2 separate regions of the Mus musculus genome follow, and region 1 is linked to region 2. Evidence: chromatin loops called from intact Hi-C (ENCODE). Cell type or tissue: left cerebral cortex. All regions are shown on one strand.

Region 1 (2,500 bases), 230 kb after region 2:
CCATAGACTCTCTTGGCTTCTCTGAAAAGACTTGCCTGACTATGAGTGTAGGGTCAAGAATGAGAGTCCCATCTTGTTCCCTCCCTTGTCTTGGAGTCCAGTTGATTATAAGAAGCATTAATCTCTACAGTCCTGGATACCCAGGTAGATAGCCAGCCTGACTGGGAATGTCAGTGTAATTTTGAAGGTCAATATTGACAGAACTAGGGGGTGGGTCCCAACAAATTCACACCATACAGCAGGTCTCACATGGGAGGTTTATTGGGCGGGAAAATAGAGGTAGCCTCTAGGAGAGGAAGGAAAGACAAGAGAAGGGACAGGGAGACCATGGCTTTTATTGGGCCCCCATGAGCAAAGGAACACACACAGCAGTGACACTGTCACGGTTTCACCACTGGGTCTCTAGAGAGCTGGCTGTAAAGATGCCTGATTGTCATGAAGTCACTTCTATCTGTCCATGGATGTGCCCGATTTGCCAACAAATATTGCTCACAGACATAAACCATATTTCCAACTAGCTGCTCTACTGGCAACCAAAATATGTCCACCCAAATCTTTCCAGATTATTTCAAGACTCACCAGGAAAAAAAGAAAACAACCACAGATAGTATATATTAACAAGTACATGTTACTCGCTAGATCGTCAGTGATGTCTTAAAAAATTAGGGAGAAGATGACTCAGTCATTAAAGGGCTCACCACACTAACCTGAGTTTAGATTCTCAGTACTCACATAAAAAGCCAGGCATGGCAGCAGGTACCTTTAATTCCAGCACTGAGGAGGTAGGGACTAGAGGACCTTGTAGCCTTCTGGTCAACCAGTGAGCTCCTGGTTCAGTGAGTGATCCTGTCTCAAAAACCAAGTGGAAAGCAATGAGAAAGACAGCCAACATCAATCTTGGGTCTCCACTCATGTGCACACATGGCCTGCACGTGCAGACACACACTAGGGAAGAACAAGACTGACTATGTAGCTAATGCACATGGGTAATTTGAAAAACTGCTAAAATGAGGCAAGTCTAGTAGTGTCCCGTGGATCACTCATTCATCTTTCTCTGGTTTTGTCTCTTTTACTATTGCCTGGCTCCAGCTACAACCGTATTTCCATATTTACTTTGTTCCTCCCTACTCCATTCAAGCATTTAATTAATTTCCACATGCCAAACTAAGACTGTAGCACTCCAGGATGACTAACACAAAGTATGGTGGGAGTGACAGTAGCACACATTGCTGATGTGTTGTACTGCTAAGTACAGTTCCAGAGAAGCAGGCAGGAAATTTTGGAAGCTTCTGTGCTTGATATGTATCTTAAAAATTCTCTCATATATTAATCCCAACTATAGTTTTCCCTCCCTTCTCTGCTCTTCCTCCTTCCCTCTCACCTCCTCTCTCCCCCAGCTCCACCCACCTCTGCCTCCCTCCAGAAAAAGAGGAGGCCTTCCAGGGACACCAACTAAATATGGCAAAACAAGCTACCATAAGACCTGGCATATCCCATCACACCAAGGCTTGATGAAGGAACCCAGTAGGAGGGACAGGGTCCCATAAGCAGGCAAAATAATACCATGATCATCACCAGAGAGACCAGACAGACTCCATCCAGCATCTGGTAGGAGCAGATGCAAAGTATCACAGCCCAACATTAGGCAGTAAGACAGGCTAGGATGACTCCGTGACAGGCTTTATATTGGCAGTTCCAGAGACTAGGTCTAAATCTTTGTTTCCAAGAACTAGATAAGTCCTGGCAAGTCCAGGCACAGACACCTGGCCTGAGGGAAGGACAATGGGTCAGCAGCAGTTTCCAGACCTCCTCAGCATCAGTTTCCAGCCCCCTCTATCAACCCCCATGTCCAAGCAATGGTTCTGGACTGTCCCTAGAGATAGAGCCAACAGATTAAGATAGAGGTCATCTACCCCGCCCTAGAGTTCCCCTAATGTGCTTTAAATTGGGCCTATAAACTCACTGGGGCACCTCCATCTTGGAAGATAGTAGACCCCAGCATGCTGGACTTCTGCAGAATAAAACACTCTTTGCTTTTGCAGACTGTGAGTCCAGAGTATCATTCTTCAGTGAATCATGGAACCTTACAGCAGAGCTCTGGGAGTTCTGCAGAGGAGGAGGAAGGATTGGAGGAACCAGAGCATCGGGGACACTACAAGAATAAGGCCCACAGAATCAGTTGTCTGGGAGCTGACAGACATTGGGGAGCCTGTTGAGGTCTGACCTAGGTCTTTTGCATATATGTGCTGTATAGTTTTATGTCAACCTGACACATGCTAAGGTCATCTGAGAAGAAGGAACTCAGATTAAGAAAATTTTTCCTTAAAGTTTGGTTGTGGGCAAGCCTATAAGGCATTTCCTTCATTGGTGTGGGGGAGGGGGGTGGAGGGGCAGCCCACTGTGGGTGAGGCCACTCCTAGGCTGGTAGTCCTGAGTTCTATTAGAAAGCAGGCTGAGCAAGTCATGAAGAGTAAGCCAGAAAGCAGCACTTCTCACTCCT
Region 2 (2,500 bases):
GCACACAGCTCAAGTGAACATTGTCGTCACATTAAATTGGATCTACGCTGTCATTATGCCAGGTGGTTGTAAGCTACAGCAAGAAGATTTCAGCTCCAAAGCTAAGAGACAGTATACAGGGCTGTCTAAAGAGGAGAGGAGTGTCTTTACAGATGAGACCCTGGAAGGCCATTAGACAGAGCTCCTACAGACAATGCCTGCTACTGCCTCAGATAGCCCCAGCCCTGCCTTGTGCTCTTAGCAGCAGTAGTACTTCATGGCGCTGTTTCGTCTTCTTGTTTTAGTGTTAGAGATACTGGTAGGTTGAGTCAGCATGTAAATCGTCGTAACTTCCTTCTCAGCCTGAAGTAGCTTTAGAGAGCCTTGTCTTCCAACTGTGAAAGACTACACTTCGAAGATTTGTGACTCCTATGTGACACCAAATGTGAGGTGCTTATTTCCCATTAAAAAGAACCACTAACAGCAACCTATGCACGCACACACAGATGTATATGCATGTGCACATGGTGTATACATGCTATACATTAGTATAGCAAATGAAATTAGCAAGTATTCTTCAGTATCATTTAATGCTCAATACATACTAATTAGTAGTCTCAAACAGTTGAGTTGTCCACAAGTTGTTGATTTTAATTTACTCATTTTATACAAAAACCAATTTCGTCATTCATGTAATATTTATCATTTGCAGCAAAGTTTGACCCAAGTACACATGCACTTTGCTTCCTTTCTCTGTTCTGTGAAAGGAGGGGCTCATATGTGACTGTAATAGAATGCATCTTAAGTTAAAAGCAAAGAACTTATAGCAAGCAAAGGGGAAGAAATGATTCATGCTACCACTTTGACTACAGAAAATAATGTAGGTGGTGGAGGAATGTTAATCTCAAGATGCAAATGAGAGAAAAAGAAACTGATATTTTACAAGAATGGGCTTTTTAAAGAACAAGACAAATGAGAGTAGTGAGCTTGTAATTTATCTGGGTATCTGTTAGGGCAGATTACTAGTTCTTTAGAAAATAGAATGCATTTTTAATTCCACTCATGAGCAGCCTGGAGAGATGGCTCAGCAGTTGAGAGCACTGACTGTTCTTCCAGAGGACCCAGGTTCTATTTCCAGAATGCACATGGCAGCTCACAGCTGTCTGAACTCCACTCCCACAGGCATCTGATACTCTCTTCTGCTTTCCGCTGGTACCAGGGGCATACATGGTGCACAGCCACACATGCAGACAAAATACTTAAATACATAAAATATAAAATAAAATTAAATACACTCTATGTGGGCTAAATCATTTAGTCTCTACCCAAGGAATTCAGAATGATCACTTTGCCACATTCCTACATTCGTTAACGTTTTCTCGGCCTGATTTTCCCGTGTTGACTTCCCCGAAACCTTGGAATATAGATTCTATAGCCTCTAGCCCGGCTTCCCGTGCTTCTGGATCTTCTCCTTTACAGATACATTGTACCTTCTTCTCCTTTACAGATACATTGTACCTTCTTCTCCTTTACAGATACATTGTACCTTCTTCTCCTTTACAGATACATTGTACCTTCTTCTCCTTTACAGATACATTGTACCTTCTTCTCCTTTACAGATACATTGTACCTTCTTCTCCTTTACAGATACATTGTACCTTCTTCTCCTTTACAGATACATTGTACCTTCTTCTCCTTTACAGATACATTGTACCTTCTTCTCCTTTACAGATACATTGTACCTTCTTCTCCTTTACAGATACATTGTACCTTCTTCTCCTTTACAGATACATTGTACCTTCTTCTCCTTTACAGATACATTGTACCTTCTTCTCCTTTACAGATACATTGTACCTTCTTCTCCTTTACAGATACATTGTACCTTCTTCTCCTTTACAGATACATTGTACCTTCTTCTCCTTTACAGATACATTGTACCTTCTTCTCCTTTACAGATACATTGTACCTTCTTCTCCTTTACAGATACATTGTACCTTCTTCTCCTTTACAGATACATTGTACCTTCTTCTCCTTTACAGATACATTGTACCTTCTTCTCCTTTACAGATACATTGTACCTTCTTCTCCTTTACAGATACATTGTACCTTCTTCTCCTTTACAGATACATTGTACCTTCTTCTCCTTTACAGATACATTGTACCTTCTTCTCCTTTACAGATACATTGTACCTTCTTCTCCTTTACAGATACATTGTACCTTCTTCTCCTTTACAGATACATTGTACCTTCTTCTCCTTTACAGATACATTGTACCTTCTTCTCCTTTACAGATACATTGTACCTTCTTCTCCTTTACAGATACATTGTACCTTCTTCTCCTTTACAGATACATTGTACCTTCTTCTCCTTTACAGATACATTGTACCTTCTTCTCCTTTACAGATACATTGTACCTTCTTCTCTCCTTTTAGTAATTGACTTGACTGAGGGTGGAAGCTCTGAGATGTTGTGCTAGTAGCTAGCATCTTGGATACTACAAATTAGACTAAATGAGAAGCTG

The links. A loop is a pair of places that touch in the nucleus more often than their neighbours do. Peaks named below come from ENCODE experiments on the same cell type or tissue, not always from the same donor. Only the 100,000 strongest peaks of a DNase experiment are listed, where the experiment ranks them.
Region 1: it touches region 2 in a loop (2.2-fold over the local background); 1 of 42 quality-filtered maps calls a loop at or near these places.

What each region holds. Positions count from the first base shown.
Region 1 is chr1:54,595,038-54,597,537 of GRCm38, reverse strand. No RefSeq gene overlaps it. Among named protein-coding and RNA genes, the nearest start is that of Pgap1, 39 kb to the right of the region's middle. In left cerebral cortex, no CTCF peak of the experiment used is centred here; a DNase peak (open chromatin) is centred at 1,201.
Region 2 is chr1:54,820,615-54,823,114 of GRCm38, reverse strand. All of the region lies in intron 2 of Ankrd44 (ankyrin repeat domain 44), which reads left to right. Among named protein-coding and RNA genes, the nearest start is that of Ankrd44, 100 kb to the left of the region's middle. In left cerebral cortex, no CTCF peak of the experiment used is centred here; DNase peaks (open chromatin) are centred at 266 and 1,130.